Linked DNA regions of Homo sapiens: all the other regions are linked to region 1. Evidence: read pairs that join two places in POLR2A ChIA-PET (ENCODE). Cell type or tissue: HepG2. All regions are shown on one strand. Each heading gives the region's core, and the rest is flanking DNA. Links, peaks and the distances in the headings are about the cores only. Region 1 has its middle 14 kb from the start of MIR9898. Region 2 holds the start of KRT18 (keratin 18). Region 3 has its middle 14 kb from the start of EIF4B.

Region 1 (5,833 bases), core at 541-5,540:
GTGGCACGATCTGAGCTCACTGCAACCTCTGCCTCCCAGGTTCAAGCAATTCTTGTGCCTCAGCCTCACCAGTATCTAGGATTACATGTGCGCGCCACAACACCTGGCTAATTTTTGTATTTTTAGTAGAGATGGGGTTTCACCATGTTGGCCAGGCTGGTCTTGAACTCCTGACCTCAGGTACTCCACCCACCTCAGCCTCCCAAGGTGCTGGGATTATAGGTGTGAGCCACCTTGCCTGGACTGTTTTTCTTTTTTTGTTTTTCTTGAGGCATGGGGAATAAGGAAGGGAGTTGATGGAAGCAGTTTCAGGAAGATGGGCCCTGGCATCCTCTGCAAGGGACACATGATTAAAGTCAGCACAGTGGGATAAGCCCTGGGTGAGGGGGCAGAAGACCTAGGTGGGCACCCTGGCTCTGCCAGTCACACAGGATCTATGACCCTGAGGATGTTGCCTCCCTGCTCTGAACTTCAGTTTGCTGCCAGTGAAATGGGGACAATCAGATTGCAGTGTGTTCATGAGGATTAAAGGCAGTAATGTTTATTAAGGTGATGCACGTAAAGATGTTTTGCAAACTATAAATAAAGATGCATGCTCTTTCCCTTAGGATCCCCTTCGAGATGAACTATCTCTCTGACCCCTTCTGTGTCCCTCACCCACCCCAGGGCAGCACATTCACTTTCCATAACCTCTATTCAGGTTTTCTTTTTCTTTTTTTCATTTTGAAAGCAGGAACTGTTTATTAATTGACCAGATTAGAAAAATAATCAAGGTAGCCGGGCACAGTGGCTCATGCCTGTAATTCCAGCACTTTGGGAGGCCGAGGTGGGCGGATTACAAGGTCAGGAGTTTGAGACCAGCCTCGTCTCTACTAAAAATACAAAAAATTAGTTGGGTGTAGTGGCAGGTGTAGTGGCAGCTACTCAGGAGGCTGAGGCAGGAGAATCGCTTGAACCCAGGAGGCAGAGGTTGCAGTGAGCCGAGACCATGCCACTACACTCCAGCCTGGGCAGCAGAGTGAGACTCTATCTCAAAAAAAAAAAAAAAATTATGGTGGACCCTTAGTTCATCCTTCTAATAAGCCTATTGATGTAGTCTTCCCTGTTGCCAACATTCATTTTCTACAAAATGGGTGGTCTTTTTCTTCATTCCACCTCATGGAGAGGATAATTTGAAGGGCCACAGGAAGTTATTTGCTTTTTTGAAGAGTTTTCCAACAGTATAGATCTCATGAATCAGAACCTCCATGCAGATGATGCTGTATTTACCAAGAGGTCAAGCAATCAAAGTGTTCTCTGTCAAGGCAGCTCACTTCTTATTAATTTTGTCATAACCACACTTACAGATTAGTTCATTTACTGACTTCATATTTGGGTACCCCCATGCAATATATGGTTCTACAATCCTCAGCATGTTAGTGGAAGCCTTGTTGAGCTTCACAAAGCTTCCATTGAAGATTTGACAAAGGTGAAAAAGTTGCAATACCTTTTGGTCCTGTGGGCTCACACATTGATACCTCTGATTCTGATGACCGCCAACTTGGTTGGGTTCTGCAGGTACATAGAGGTTGCCAGCTTTGCTTGCCATCTGAGCCAGTTGAATCTCAGTTCTATCTATCTGCCTATATTCCTTGTGATAGTGCTTCACTTTTCCATAGATAAGCTTCCTCCTCGCCTTTCTTTCTTTCTTTTTTTTTTTTGAGACAGAGTTTTGCTCTTGTTTTCCAGGCTAGAGTGCAATGAATGGTGTGCTCTTGGCTTACTGCAACTTCTGCCTCCTGAGTTCAGGCAATTCTCATGCCTCAGCCTCCCGAGTAGCTGGGATCACAGGTGCCTGCTACCACGCCCGGCTAATTTTTGTATTTTTAGTAGAGATGAGGTTTCTCCATGTTGGCTAGGCTGGTCTTGAACTCCTGACCTCAGGTGATCGGCCCTCCCAAAGTGCTGGGATTACAGGTGTGAGTCACTGAGCTTGGCTCTCCTTGCCTTTTGAAGTATCGTTTGGGCAAACTTCTTTCTCAGGCAGGCAAAATAATATGGAAAAAAGCTCAGGTTTTTCCAGGACACCTCCATGGTTCCAGCCAGGAAAGAGCTCCATTCAGGTTTTCCTCCTCATGTCTGTATTGGGTTTCAGTTTCCAAAGCACTCAGGAAGGCTCTGCCTTGTTTGATCCACACATGTGCCCTGTGAGGCCGATTAAAACCCCATTTTATAGGCCCCGGAGGGGCAGACTCTCAGGGTTGCCTAGCTATTTGGTGGCCGCATGGATCAGAACAAAGGGCTCTAAACCTGAGCTTTTTCCAGATTATTTTTCCTGCCCAGATGCTTCTAACTTAGGAGAAACTTGCAGGCTTGGAGGAGAGGACCCGAGTGGGACCATGCTAGTTGGGCCTGCCTTGGGGTGGAGAGGGACAGTCACCACCTTTGCTCCTGCGGGTCTCTTTATCCAGGCTCCTGGCGCCCCCTGGAGGGCATTGTGGGGAGTGTCCAGCCAAACACCCCGCAGTGCCACCGTCTCCTGGCTTCCAGGTGGTCCCCTGACACTACATTTCCTTCCAGCTCCGTCTACTTTTGGGTATTTATTAAAACAGTAAGACTTGTGAAATTAAATAATTCAAACTTAAAGGTGTTGGAACTTAAATTATTTTGAGCCTTGAGTGGAGGATAACTATGTGGCCCGTGCCACACACATGCAGCTGTGACTTCCTCCTTTTCCTGTAAAAGATTAGAAATAACCAAATAGTGTCAGAGATAAGACTCCCTCAGATCATTACCCCTCCTCATGGAATGTTAACGCAATCTTCTCTGGAATGTAGCAAGCTGTAATCAATCAAATCGGTGTGACCTATGCACGGGCTTTGTATGGAAAATGTGGAACTCTGTTAGACTTCCCTGTTTCTGCCTATAGAAGTAAAACCCTGGGAACACTGACTCCATTCCTTTGAAGTCTGTCTTTTCTGGGAGGCCATCTGGGTGGCTAGCCTCTAACTTTTGTTTTTTTGTTTTAGAAACAGGGTCTCACTTTTTCATCCAGGCTGGAGTGCAGTGGCTCAGTCTCAGCTCACTGCAGCCTCTACCTCCTGGGCTCAGGCAATCCTCCCATCTCATCCCCCCAAGTAGCTGGCATTACAGGTGCATGCCACCACAACAAGTTAATTTTTTGTAGTTTTGGTAGAGACAGGGTTTCACCATGTTGCCCAGGTTGGTCTCGAACTCTTGAGCTCAAGTGATCCGCCCATCTCGGCCTCCAGAAGTGTGGGATTACAGGTATGAGCCACCATGCCCTGGCCTATCCTCAAACTTAATGCTCAGATAACATCAATACTTAGGCATATTTCTGACTCTCATTGTTAAAAGTTGACAGAATATAAGACCTTGGTTTTTTATTATTTATTTATTTATTTATTTATTTATTTATTTTTTGGCCAAGGGAATAAAAATCTTAAATGCCAATGGGGGCAGGCAGCTAAGGTAAAAGAACAAAGTAAGTCTATAAGAAAATGCAGACAGACATTATGCTGGGCATGGTGGCTCACGCCTGTAATCCCAGCACTTTGGGAGGCCAAGGCAGGAGGATCAAGAAGTCAGGAGTTCGAGACCAGCCTGGCCAAAATGGTGAAACCCCATCTCTACTAAAAATACAAAAAATTAGCCAGGTGTGGTGGCGTGCACCTGTAATCCCAGCTACTAGGGAGGCTGAGGCAGGAGAATCGCTTGAACCCAGGAGGTGGAGGTTGCAGGGAGCTGAGATCACACCACTGCACTCCAGCCTGGGTGACAGAGTGAGACTCCATCTCCCAAAAAAAAAAAAAAAAAAAAAGAAAATGTAGACAGACACATAATGCTGTTTGCTCATTGAAACTTTGGTATATTCCTTGTGTTCACAAAGAATTATGCTTTGCCTTACTTTTTTTTTTTTTTTTTGACGGACTGTCACTCTGTCACCCAGGCTAGAGTGCAGTGGTGTGATCTTGGCTCACTGCAACCTCCGCCTCCCAGGTTCAAGCAATTCTCCTGCCTTAGCCTCTGAAGTAGCTGGGACTACAGGCGCATGCCAACATACCCGGCTAATTTTTGTCATTTTAGTAGAGATGGGGTTTCACCATATTGGTCAGGCTGGTCTCGAACTCCTGACCTCAGGGGATCCACCCGCCTTGGCCTCCCAAAGTGCTGGGATTACAGGTGTGAGCCACCGCGCCCAGCCTGCCTTACTTTTTTTGAAGCATATGGGGCTCTTATTCTCTCACATAGATTGAAATGTAGACACAAGTGTGGTTTAATTTTCTGTTTCTCCTCTGGCTTTGCTCTTCCCCCCGGGTGAGAAATCCGAGGGGTCCAGGGAGTGCACATGCCCAGAAAGGGCCTGTGTCCTGAAGTCCTGTCCAAATGGCCTAAGCATTCTTCCAGGAGCTGCTTGGACTTCTTCCCCATGCCCCACTTCCTGCATACTATTAGTCCTGGGGCAGCTGGGGTGAGAATTAGGGGTGTCTAGATCTGCACTGTCCAGTAAGGTTGCCACTAGTCACATATGGCTACGTGACTTGAAATGCAGCTAATCCGAATTGAGATGTTTTGAGAATATAAATTGTACACTCAATCTTGAAGGCTTAATATAAGGGAAAAAGAATGTAAAATATCATATTATTAATTTTTTATATTAATTACATATTGAAATGATATTTGGAGTATATTGGGTTAAATAAAATATATTATTAAAATTAATTTCACCTACTTTTTAAAATGTGTTTACTAGAAAGTTCCATAAGTGGCTTCCATTTGTATTTAATTTACTTATATATTTCTTTTTTTTTTTTTTTTTTGAGATGGAGTCTTACCCTGTTGCCCAGGCTGGAGTGCAGTGGCACAATCTCGGCTCACTGCAACCTCCACCTTACGGGTTCAAGAGGTTCTCCTGCCTCAGTCTCCTGAGTAGCTAGGACTATAGGCACATGCCACCACGCCTGGCTAATTTTTTTTTTTTTGAGACAGAGTCTCGCCCCGCCTAGGCTGGAGCGCAATGACATGATCTCAGCTCACTGCAACCTCTGCCTCTTGGGTTCAAACGATTCTCCTGCCTCAGCCTCCGGAGTAGCTGGGATTAGAAGTGCCCACCACTACGCCCAGCTAATTTTTGTATTTTTAGTAGAGACGGGGTTTCACCATGTTGGCCAGGCTGGTCTCGAACTCCTGACCTCGTGATCCGCCTGCCTTGGCCTCCCAAAGTGCTGGGATCATAGGCGTGAGCCACCATGGCCAGCCAGCTAATTTTCTGTGTTTTTAGTAGAGACGGGGTTTCACCATGTTAGCCAGGATGGTTACTTACATATTTCTATTGGCCTAGTACAGATAGCACTTGGAAGAGCAGCTGGGGCATCCACAGACTTGTGTGCCAGGCCCCTGGCCTGCAGGAAGGAGCTGAGGTGAGAAGAGCTGGGAACTATGGCTCTCCTTTTGCACCTTTTCCTGGTTCCTCAAATGTTGGGATCAGATCTGAGGCAGCCTCTTTACTCACCCTCTGCCAATCATAGCCACCTGGGAATGTGGTTCCAGAGTGGCCAGAATTTTCAACTTTGCAAAATAAATTAGAAATTTGGATTTTTACATGAAATCTCTTTATTTTCATTTTATTTTATTTTATTTATTTATTTTTTTTAGAGACAGAGTCTTGCTGTGTTGCCAGGCTGGAGTGCAGTGGTTGCCATCATAGCTCACTGCAGCCTCGACCTTCTGGGCTCAAGTGATCCTCCTGCATATGCCTCTGATTTTTAAATGTTGGCAACTAATTCAAATGTTTAGAAAAAACGGCCAGGGACGGGGTGGCTCACGTTTGTAA
Region 2 (5,833 bases), core at 535-5,534, 66 kb before region 1:
CTGTCTCCTCTGTCCTCTGTCTTTGGCCTAATTTCCTCCTCTGGTTCAGATTTCTGCTAATGATCAGTCAGGGACCTTTTGAACACCAGATCGCTTCAAGGCAAAGATTCCACAATTCCCTTGTAGGGATCCCCACAGCCTGTGACCCATCACATCTACTGCTCCCTCCTCTGTCTCTCAGAAGTGTTTCCAAGAATACAGATCCCTCTTCCTTCTACACCCCAATCTATATGAAACCCTCAGGGGTCAGAGGTGGTTTCTGCTGGATCAGGGATGGGACTGTTGGGTTAGGGCATTTGTGCACAATGAAAACAGCCAAAAGAAGACAAAGTGACATCCAATGAACTCTGAACTTTTTATTGGCCTCCTGCTCCCCAAAGGGTACCCTGCTTCTGCTGGCTTAATGCCTCAGAACTTTGGTGTCATTGGTCTCAGACACCACTTTGCCATCCACTATCCGGCGGGTGGTGGTCTTTTGGATGGTTTGCATGGAGTTGCTGCTGTCCAAGGCATCACCAAGACTGTAACAGAAGACCAAGCCCAAGTTATAAACAGCCCCGTGGAGTAGAAGGGAGACAAGAAAGGTAGAGGGAAAAAGCCTCCTGACCTCTACCTTTATCTCCAAATCACCCTCAGCCTCTTCCTCCAGAAAAGGGAAACTCAAGGCCAAACTTCATTTGCATACTAAGTACAGCTAGGGACAATACTTAGTTTGCTTTCTTCAAGGGGGAGACCTCTGTAACTGTTACTCCCTTGAAGACACAGGAGCACCCACGGAGCAACGGCCCAGTGCTCAGTGGATACCAGTGAACAGACACATGGGGTGCTTCCAAAAGCTCAGACTTTGGGGAGAAGTGATCTCCTGATCCCAGCACGTGTGGGTAGGAGAGCCCCACTCACTTAAAGTCCTCGCCATCTTCCAGCAGGCGGCGGTAGGTGGCGATCTCAGCCTCCAGCTTGACCTTGATGTTCAGCAGGGCCTCATACTCCTGGGCCTGGCGCTGTCCCTCTGCCCGGGTCTGTGCCAGCTCTGACTCAAGGTGCAGCAGGATCCCGTTGAGCTGCTCCATCTGTAGGGCGTAGCGGGCCTCCACCTCCCTCAGGCTGTTCTCCAAGCTGGCCTTCTGCAGGGGCACAGAGAGGAGGGGCAGGGTGAGCCCAGAGTCCCAGGACTGCTCATCCCTTCACTTTTGGAAACTTTTTTGGGCACCTGCTATGTGCCAAGTACTGGGATAAGGGATAGGAGTGGAGGGAAATGCAAAGAGGAAACTGACTCTTTCTGAGCTAAAGGAACTCATGATATGAGGGATAGGATTTGGGTTGAGACAGGGTTGGGTCTGAGGCCAAGTGAAGGAGGAGCTGGGCAGGTGATGTGAAGGCACTCACCAGATTTCTCATGGAGTCCAGGTCGATCTCCAAGGACTGGACTGTACGTCTCAGCTCTGTGAGCGTCGTCTCAGCAGCTCCAACCTCAGCAGACTGTGTGGTGACCACTGTGGTGCTCTCCTCAATCTGCAGGATGGGGACAGTCCATCAGGCCCCTCATTCCGTCTGCCTCCCTCCCACACCTTGGCAGCCATCCCCTCCCCTCACGCACCTGCTGAGACCAGTACTTGTCTAGCTCCTCTCGGTTCTTCCGAGCCAGCTCGTCATATTGGGCCCGGATGTCTGCCATGATCTTGGCGAGGTCCTGAGATTTGGGGGCATCTACCTCCACGGTCAACCCAGAGCTGGCAATCTGGGCTTGTAGGCCTTTTACTTCCTAAAGGTGACAGGGGCAAAAGTGAGGAGGGTTCAGGGTCAGAGCTCCAACAAGGCCTTTCTTCTGTGATTGCCTCTTCTAGGAGGCCTACAGTTGGAGAAGAGACAGGAGGAACCCCTTGGCTTGCACTCAGGGCAATGCCAGTTCTGGCCTTTCTACTCCAGTGGGTAGAAATGCCACCCACTCACTGATGGTTTCTCTGTAACTTCACCCTGTTCCTTTATCCACCCTCCCCTTCACAAACCTGCTCCTTCTACCATCTTTTAGGAAGCGCTGCCAACTCCATCTGCTGTCATTCCTTTATCACCCCCAGCTCCTAGTGTTAGCTGCTTCTACTTCTGTTCTCATCTCATTTTCTAACCCATATCATTTTGACCTGTAATTCAGGTGAGCCAGGGTGTACTCGACCCCCTGAGAATGCTCTTCATCAGAACGGTCTTATTTAAGAAGAGCCCAGGCTGCTATTTCTAAACGTCTTAGCAAGGCTACTTGCAGTTGGTTTGTCTTGTCTATTCTCCGACCCAGACTTCTCTTGGCCCCTCAATCCCTGGCCTGGCCAGTGGCCCCTGCTTGCCTCTTCGTGGTTCTTCTTCATGAAGAGCAGCTCCTCCTTGAGAGCCTCGATCTCTGTCTCCAGCTGCAGTCGTGTGATATTGGTGTCATCAATGACCTTGCGGAGCCCATGGATGTCGTTCTCCACAGACTGGCGCATGGCCAGCTCTGTCTCATACCTATAGGAGTGGAGGTGATCAGAGGGGCCCCTATCTCTGATCCAGAACCTTCTCAACTCATGCCACCTACTAAGAGAAGTTCTGTGCCCATTGCAAACCAGCAACTTGAGTCAGCAATTAGGTGGTAATCCCCTGAGCACCATTCTTGGCACTTGGAGGACAGTATTCTTAAACGGGGTTATACAAATGAACAGTTAAATGAATACACTGATGGACCCTGACTCTCATCCACCCACACCTAACAGGATCCCACTGTGAGCCCCTAACTGACCCAGCCTGGGGAGCAGATCCTTCTTAGCTCCACCCCTGGACCCCCAGCTCTCTAGCCCCCAAACTTACTTGACTCTAAAGTCATCAGCAGCAAGACGGGCATTGTCAATCTGCAGAACGATGCGGGCATTGTCCACAGTATTTGCGAAGATCTGGAGGGATTGTAGAGAGAGGTTGTTCCATGAATAGAAAGCCAGGGATGGGTGGGGTGAGTGTGTAAAAAGTGTTATGTATCCTAGTGAAAACTTCCTGGTCCCAGGAATAGCCAGAGGCTCTCCCTGGACACCTATCCCTTTTCATCTAGCCCCACCCCATTCCCTCCTTTCCTGGATTCCCAGATCCCAGCACTCTGCCCCTCTTGGGAAGCCTCAGCAGGCTGGCTAGCTGGCTGGCCTGCCTGCCCAGAAGTGAGTCGCTACTAACAAGTCCTCTTCCTGGCCCTCTCCTGGCATTTTTTCCCTAGTGCACCTGGTCACTCTGGGCCCCCTACACCCTGGATTGGCTCCTCCCAAAGGAAGGCCTCTTGTTTACTCCTAGATGACTCAGCCTTAGCCACATCCGCTTAACCCTCCAATAGTCCCCATTCCGCCAGAGCCAGTGTCTCCTCCTCTTTACAGGCCTTTCCTTACCTCCCTCCATGCTGTCCACTTCCTCTGTAAAGCTCTCAACCCTGTCCCCTTCCCCCTCTCTCCTGGGAAAGAGCCCTCCCATGCCTAGCTGCTGCTCTTAGGGACCCTGTGGCTAGGTGCGCGGATGGAAATCCAGGTATGCCCAACCCCCTCCCGGTGGAGTAGGGGTTGGGTGGTTATGGAATGACGGAAAGAGGCAAAGGAGTGTATAATTGGAGGGTCAGACAAGGCTGGGAGTTGAGGTCCCTCCTACCCCTTACCTGAGCCCTCAGGTCCTCGATGATCTTGAAGTAATGGCTCCAGTCTCTGACCTGGGGTCCCTTCTTCTCCAAGTGCTCCCGGATTTTGCTCTCCAGCCTCCGGTTCTCGGTCTCCAGGCTCCTCACTCTGTCCAGGTAAGAGGCCAGGCGGTCGTTCAGGCTTTGCATGGTCTCCTTCTCGTTCTGGATGCCTCCCATTCCTGCCAGACCCCCGGCTATCCCGGTGGCCAGGCCCCCGGACCCCATGCCGCCCCTGAAGCTGGTGGAGCGGGACACGGAGATCCGGGAACCAGAGCCCCCAGCGCCTGCATAGACGCTGGCCGCGCTGCTGACCGGCCGGGCGCCGTAGCTGGGCGCCTGGACAGAGCCCAGGGACCGGTAGTTGGTGGAGAAGGTGGAGCGAGTGGTGAAGCTCATGCTGTCCGGGGAGAGAGAAAGGACAGGACTCAGGCTTTGCGGACGACGGTGGCGGCCTGCGCGAGCCGCGCGACCCGAGTTATATCGCAGAGTGAGGCCCCGCCCCCGCCCCGGAGCCGCTTCGGAAGCCGGAGCCACAGGTGGACGGCTCGGAGCCCGCGCCCTCCGCCCCGGGCCGCTCCGCCCCGGGCCCCACCCCCGCGCCCTCCGCGCAGCCCTGCCAAGCCCCGCTCACCCCCCAGAAACGGGGTGGCCAACCGGGCATGGACACGGACAGCAGGTGTTGTTGGCCCTCGAGGCTGCTTTCAGGGCAGGAAATGACGTTATTATGCTCTTCTCCCCCAGGTGGAGGAGGTGCTGGCGAGTTTGAAATTTGGGAGTCTTGACCGGGCGCAGTGGCTCACGCCTGTAATCTCAGCACTTTGGGAGGCCTAGGTGGGCGGATCACGAGGTCAGGAGATCGAGACCATCCTAGCCAACATGGTGAAACCCCCTCTCTACTAAAATACAAAAAATTAGCCGGACGTGATGGTGCACGCCTGTAGTCTCAGCTACTTGGGAGGCTGAGGAAGGGGAATCGCTTGAACCTGGGAGGCGGAGGTTGCAGTGAGCCGAGATCGCGCCACTGCAGCCTGGCGACAGAGTGAGACTCTGTCTCAAAAAAAAAAAAAAAAAAAAAGAAAAAAGAAATTTGGGGGTCTGGTGGTGTGCGGGTGGAATGGCCTGTGAGTCCCTCTAGCTGTCCTTAACCTGCAGCCCAAATTATCCACTTGTGGAGGGGATCTTGGGGGCATCCTGGAGCCCCAGGAGTCCCGGGGAAGAAAGGCTGGGAGCTGGAGAAGAGGAGGAGAAGCAATGCCCAGCCTCATAGCTGCTTGCTTACACACTCACACCCCAGCTGCACCTGGCTCCCAAACACTCCTCGCCTGCCCACGTTTCCTCACACACACTCACACCCGAATCATACAGAGGTGTGCTCTCAAATGCACACACACATACATTCACTCAGCAAATAGGTGCAGACTCCCCAAAACAAACCCAGTCTCTGAGCCCCCTCCACCACCCTCCCCTCTCCCGACCTCACTCCCAAGGGCCTTGCCTCAGTGGAACACTGTGATTTGGACAGGGAATGCATCCTGACTTCTGCACACCGGTATATCACCTTTCCTGCATCCTTAATTAAACAAATCCTGAGCATTTACAATTCAACCAGTATGCATTCAGCACCTACTGTGAGCCAGGCCCAGTTCTAGGAGCTGGGAGAGAAGGGCGGTGACAAAAGAGACCAAAAATCTCTCACAGAGATGATAATGTGTCCCACATCGCCGGGCACAGTGGCTCATGCCTGTAATCCAAGCACTTTGGGAGGCCGAGGCGGGTGGATCACTTGAGGTCAAGAGTTCGATGCCACTGCACTCCAGCCTAGACAACAGAGCAAGACTCTGTCTCAAAAAAAAAAAAAAAAAAAAAAAATTTGAGACCAGCCTGACCAACATGGTGACACCCCTTCTCTACTAAAAATACAAAAATTAACCAGGCACAGTGTGTGCCTGTAATCCCAGCTACTCAGGAGGCTGAGGCAGGAGAATCGCTTGAACCCAGGAGGCAGAGGTTGCAGTGAGCCAAGATCGTGCCGTCGCGCTCCAGCCTGGGCAACCAGAGCGAAACTCTGACTCAAAATAAATAAATAAATAAATAAATAAAAGTAATGTGTCCTACATCGCATGGGGCCTGAGAGGACAGGCAGGCACTCCTAGGACCATC
Region 3 (5,833 bases), core at 595-5,594, 110 kb before region 1:
AGTGCAGTGGCCTTAAATCTCTGTGCTCAAGCAATCCTCCTACCTCAGCCCCCCAGGCAGCTGGGACTACAGGTGTGTGCCACCACACTCAGCTTATTTTTATTTTTTATATGTTTTTGGTAGAGACTGGGATTTCACTATGTTGCCCAGGGTGGTCTCGAACTCCTGGCCTCAAGCAGTTCTCTTGTCTCGGCCTCCCAAAGTGTTGGGATTACAGAGGCATAAACCACCATGCCCTGCCCCTCTTAATTTATTTGAAATACACTTGACTGCCAAAAGCAAATATTAGAACATGGTCTTGGGGAATTATAATGTATTTAAATGTAATACATACAACTATAGCTAAAACATAGTGGGAACTGGGCCAGGCGTGGTGGCTCATGCCTATAATCCCAACACTTTGGAAGGCCGAGGCAGGATGATCCCTTGAGCCCAGGTATTGGAGACCAGCCATGGGCAACATGGTGAAATCCTATTTCTACAAAAAAAAAAAAAAAAAAAAAAAAAATAGCTGGGCGTGGTGGTGTGTGCCCATAGTCCCAGCTACTCAGGAAGCTGAGGTGGGTGGGTCACTTGAGCCCGGGAGTTCGAGATTGCACTGAGCTGTGATTGCCACTGCACTCCAACCTGGGTGACAGGAAGACCCTGTCTCAAAAACAAACAAACAAACAAACAAATAAATGAATGAAAAGAAGGCTGGGCGTGGTGGCTCACACCTGTAATCCCAGCACTTTGGGAGGCCAAGGTGGGCGGATCATGAGGTTAGGAGTTCGAGACTAGCCTGACCAACATAGCGAAACCCCGTCTCTGCTGAAAAAATACAAAAATTATCCGGGCATGGTGGCGGGCACCTGTAATCCCAGTTACTCAGGAGGCTGAGGCAGGAGAATTGCTTGAACCCAGCAGGTGGAGGTTGCAGTGAGCCGAGATTCCTCCACTGCACTCCAGCCTGGGTGACAGAGTAAGACTCCATCTCAAAAAAAAAAAAAAAAAAAAGTTAAAAAATAAATAAATTAAAAAGAAGACCGGGTGCAGTGGCTCATGCCTGTAATCCCAGCACTTTGAGAGGCCAAGGTGGGCGGATCATGAGGTTAGGAGTTCAAGCCCATCCTGGCCAATATGGTGAAACCCCGTCTTTACTAAAAAATACAAAAATTAGCCAGGCATGGTGATGCTCGCCTGTAGTCCCAGCTACTCAGGAGGCTGAGGCTGGAGAATCTCTTGAACCCGGGAGGTGGAGGTTGCAGTGAGCCGAGATTGCACCACTGCACACCAGCCTGGGCGACAGAGCAAGACTCCATCTCAAATAAATAAATAAATAAATAAATAAATAAATAAATAAATAAGGCCGGGTGCGGTGGCTCACGCCTGTAATCCCAGCACTTTGGGAGGCTAAGGCGGGCGGATCACGAGGTCAGGAGATCGAGACCATCCTGGCTAACACGGTGAAACCCCGTCTCTACTAAAAATACAAAAAATTGGCTGGGTGTGGTGGTGGGCACCTGTAGTCCCAGCTACTCGGGAGGCTGAGGCAGGAGACTGGTGTGAACCCGGGAGTTGGAGCTTGCAGTGAGCCGAGATCACGCCACTGCACTCCAGCCTGGGCGACAGAGTGAGATTCCGTCTCAAACAAACAAACAAACAAACAAACAAACACTTTTCAGGAAAATCACATAAATTGGTCTTCCTGAACATTTTACATGGGAACTGGTACTATCCAGAGCCTACTGTGCAGGTTTTTGCTCCAGTTCAGTCTTTAGGAGCTATGCAGAGCAAGAGTAAAGAGAAGAAATGCAATATAGGGGGAAGGAAAGTAGGTAGAATTCAGAATAGCCTTTTTGACTCTAAGGAATTTGAAATATGCAAAGGTTGTAACACAAGAACATTTTGAATCTTCATCTGTGGAGAAGCAGCAGGCACCCCCTCAGCAGTGTGACCAGGAGATATGAAAGATATAGCCAGGTCACCTCCCAGGGGTAGGTTCTGTCACTTACAGACAGAACCTTGGCATGAAACACTGGGCTAGTGTAGGGTTCTGTTGTGATGGCTGCTCCCTGGTGGCATTCCACAAGGTTCTCTCCTCAGCACTCCTCTCTTTTTGTACCAAAGGCTGCAAATGCCAGTGTCTCCAGGAGCCAGGTAGATGATGTGAATGATTTAAGCAGCCTGGCAAGCATGTGGCAAACTGCAGAGCACATGTTCCATGTGGCAGAAACATTTACTGCTCACCCAATATCCATGAGCTGCCCCACGTTTCTCAGGCCCCTGATGAGGGTCCTGGGACTAGTTTCAGCAAATGGACGGTTAGTTCAAGTACCATTTCACTTTGTGTTGGAAGCATGTAAGTGCCACAAAGCAGCCCTTCAGCTCCGGCTCCCTGAAGGGATCATCCAGAGCGTAAATTGGAATAGCAGAGTCATGAGATATGTGCAGCCTGGATCCCTGAGTCATTGCAAGGAAGAAAGCTACCCTGGAGAGTTGCCTGATTCACCCTGGACTTTGCTCGAACAAGAAACAAATCTTCATTGTGTTAAGTTGCTGATATTTTGTCATTGTCGCCTAGCCTACTCTATGTACTTTCTTTAAAGGTGACAGTCACAACTCAACCCTGACTCTCATTGTCAACTGAAATAGGGCCCAACGTTACCAGATCTTCCAGTTTTTCAAGATAAACTAGATATATGGATTTTTTTTTGGTGAAATAGTCCAACATTTAAAAGTGGATAGTTAATTCAAAAAATCACAACCCTGTGTAGCCCAAATAAAGCACACCTGGGGCCAATTTAGCCCATGGGCCACCAGTTGCAACTTGTGCCCTGCCCTGTTTTCCTTAGTGACTTATCAATTCCCAAAGCTTCTGTTGTCACTCCTGTTCAGATGGGGGCAAAGACCCTATCTTTGTGTCAAAGCTCCTGGTGAGCTCAGTGAATGCCTTCAACCTTTCAACCATGTATTTCTAGCTTTAGCTTAAATGCTGGAGTGTAGCCCCAGCATGTTCTTTTTTTTTTTTTTTTTTGAGACAGAGTCTCACTCTATCCCTCACGCTGGAGTGCAGTGGCGTGATCTCGGCCCACTGCAACCTCCACCTCCTGGGTTCAAGTGATTCTCAAACCTCAGCTTCCCCCAAGCAGCTGGCATTACATGTGCCCACCACCATGCCCGGCTAATTTTTGTATTTTTAGTAGAGACAGACAGGGTTTTGCCATGTTGACCAGGCTGGTCTCAAACTGCTGACCTCAGGTGATCTGCCCACCTCAGCCTCCCAAAGTGCAGGGATTACAGGCATGAGCCACCGTGCCCAGCCTCAGAATGTTCTTTAAGCTGTCAGTCCTACCTGTCCCCCAACAGCATAAGTACACACTGTTAGGGGCCTAATGGCTCCTTCTTTCCTTTTTCTTTCTTTCTTTCTTTTTTTTTTTTTGAGATGGAGTCTTGCTGTGTCGCCAGGCTAGAGTGCAGTGGCACGATCTCAGCTCACTGCAATCTCTGCCTCCCGGGTTCAAGTGATTCTCCTGCCTCAGCCTCCCAAGTAGCTGGGATTACAGGTGCCTGCCAGTATGCCCAGGTAATTTTTGTATTTTTAGTAGAGATGGAGTTTCACCTTGTCGGCCAGGATGGTCTTGATCTCTTGACCTCGTGATCTGCCTGCCTCGGCCTCCCAAAGTGCTGGGATTACAGGTGTGAGCCACCGCGCCTGGCCTTTTCTTTTCTTTTTTAAGAGCTGGGTCTTGCTATGTTGCCCAGGCTGAGCTCCTGGGCTCAAGCAATCCTCTAGCCTCAGCCTTCCAAGTAGCTAGAACAATAGGCATATGCCACTGTTCTTGGCTCTAATGATTCTTTCTCATGGCTTGACTCTATCTCCTTTTCTTCACACATTTCCTATTCAACATTGACATTTCTTTATTAGCTTCTGACCCAGTAATTTACTTTCCCAGTTATGGCCTTACATTGCCCTTTGGACCTGACAGTCTTGCTCCTCTGATTAAACGTTTTTCCCTCAGTTTTTTACTCTTTGGAGATTTGGAGTCTGCCTTCCACTGCCCTGTGGGTTTGCCCTGAACTAGTCCTGAGTTTTCAGTTCATCTCTTACACATTTCACATTCAACATGTCTCAAGTGGAAAGGTTCATCTTTCTATTCCAGCTTCCCTATTGCTGTTAATGGTACTACTATCTTCCAAGTCATAGTCTCAAACCCTTGGTATCATATTAATCTCTCCATCCAAAACCAAGCCAATTATTCATTGACTCCCTACCATGTGCCCTGTTCTAGGCACTGAATAGACAATGACAAACTAAAAAAAGTCTGTATCCTCACGGAGCTTACATTATATTGGGCATGAACAGACAAACAAATATATAATAGGTTGGCTGGGCACGGTGGCTCATGCCTGTAATCCCAACACTTTGGGAGGCCAAGGCGGGTGGATCACCTGAGGTCAGGAGTTTGAGACCAGCCTGGCCAACGTGGTGAAACCCTGTCTCTACTAAAATACAAAAATTAGCCAGGCGTGGTGGTGGGCGCCTGTTATCCCAGTACTCGGGAGGCTGAGGCAGGAGAATTGCTTGAACCCAGGAGGTACAGGTTGCAGTGAGCCGAGATCATGCCACTGCACTCCAATCTGGGTGACAGAGTGAGACTCCATCTCAAAAAAATAAATAAATAATAATTATATATATATATATGTATAATAGGTCAGATGATGATAAGTGCCATGGAGAAATAGAAAGCCAGAGAGCTAGAGAATACGCCATGGGGGAAGAGTTGTATTTTATATTTAGTTGTCAAGTGCCAGAGGGACTGAAGTAGAGGTGAAGGAAGTAGAAATGTGAGAGCAAGGCCTAGTGATATCTGGGGAAGAGTGTTGCAAAGGCAAAGTGTGTTCTTGGCAGGCGAGGACCCTGAGGTGGTGCTTGGCATGTTTGCGGCCCAAGGAGACTGTTGTGGCTGGAACTTGGTGAGCAAGGGAGAAGGTGGTAGGGGTTCCTATCCTTCCCTTCTCCTCCGTCCCCATGAACTCCGCTCTAACTATGACTTTCCTTTCCCCTCTGTGCTGCTTCAGGAATTGTCCCACTTGAGTTCATCTCCGCCCATCCACCTAGCACATAGTTCCTGGATAAATCTCCCTGAAAGAGCGCTCTTACTGTGTCACCACATCTCTTTCCAAGGCCCTACTCTCCAGCATTGAAAGCTCTGCATGAACTGCCCTCAGCTTGCTTTTCCTACTATATCTGTCACCTCAACTTCTGCCTGGCCCGGAGCGGACGCTGGGCTTTTCCATGTTACTCATCATTCTCTTCATCTGGAATGCCTGCTCCCTCTTAGTCTTGCCAAATCCTTTGCAGGAGAAGCCCCTCCTACTTCAAGACATCTTCCCAAGACATCCTGTTGGCCTGGTCTCCCATTTAGTTGTGTATTTGGCTTATTTTATCCAGGTGGTATTTTATACACAGTTTTTTTCCTCTTCTTCAGGGCCTTGTAACATGTAAACCTCATTTCTGTTTTGGTTTTTTTTTGTTGTTTGTTTTTGTGTGTGTGTGTGTGTGTGTTTTTTTTTTGAGACGGAGTCTCGCTCTGTTGCCCAGGCTGAGGTGAAGTGGTGCGACCTTGGCTCACTGCAACCTCCACCTCCTGGGTTCAAGCAATTCTCCTGCCTCAGCCTCCTGAGTAGCTGAGACTACAGGTGTGTACCACCATGCCTGGCTAATTTTTGTATTTCTAGTAGCAATGGGGTTTCGCCATGTTGGTCAGGCTGGTCACAAACTCCTGACCTCAGGTGATCCACTTACCTCGTCCTCCTAAAGTGCTGGGATTACAGGCATGAGCCACCACGT

What was found. Peaks named below come from ENCODE experiments on the same cell type or tissue, not always from the same donor. Only the 100,000 strongest peaks of a DNase experiment are listed, where the experiment ranks them.
Region 2: POLR2A ChIA-PET joins it to region 1 with 17 read pairs; 19 of 35 experiments call an interaction of 5 or more read pairs at or near these places.
Region 3: POLR2A ChIA-PET joins it to region 1 with 20 read pairs; 24 of 35 experiments call an interaction of 5 or more read pairs at or near these places.

Annotation. Positions count from the first base shown.
Region 1 is chr12:52,881,618-52,887,450 of GRCh38, reverse strand. It overlaps the pseudogene RPL7P41. Among named protein-coding and RNA genes, the nearest start is that of MIR9898, 14 kb to the left of the region's middle. RefSeq lists a silencer at 2,352-2,646. In HepG2, for the core only: a CTCF peak has its summit at 2,458 (motif pointing left); DNase peaks (open chromatin) are centred at 2,480 and 2,820; H3K4me3 peaks cover 425 bases.
Region 2 is chr12:52,947,410-52,953,242 of GRCh38, reverse strand. It overlaps KRT18 (keratin 18), which reads right to left and starts at 4,125. Exons shown (of 7, transcript NM_000224.3): 1 at 3,653-4,125; 2 at 2,833-2,915; 3 at 2,337-2,493; 4 at 1,598-1,762; 5 at 1,387-1,512; 6 at 901-1,124; 7 at 337-521. The coding sequence starts at 4,069. The coding sequence ends at 401. It also overlaps a transcript of KRT8 not described here. RefSeq lists cis regulatory regions at 1,027-1,060, 918-1,098, 4,367-4,449, silencers at 3,082-3,096, 3,200-3,218, 3,442-3,465, 4,127-4,176, 4,217-4,296 and 2 more, enhancers at 3,253-3,352, 2,954-3,608, 2,520-3,719, 3,543-4,136, 4,137-4,730 and 1 more and promoters at 4,096-4,157, 4,367-4,449, 4,527-4,537, 4,458-4,537. In HepG2, for the core only: a CTCF peak has its summit at 885 (motif pointing right); DNase peaks (open chromatin) are centred at 3,302 and 4,312; H3K4me3 peaks cover 2,444 bases; H3K27me3 peaks cover 235 bases.
Region 3 is chr12:52,989,864-52,995,696 of GRCh38, reverse strand. No RefSeq gene overlaps it. Among named protein-coding and RNA genes, the nearest start is that of EIF4B, 14 kb to the left of the region's middle. In HepG2, for the core only: no CTCF peak of the experiment used is centred there; DNase peaks (open chromatin) are centred at 2,043, 2,486 and 2,886; H3K4me3 peaks cover 312 bases.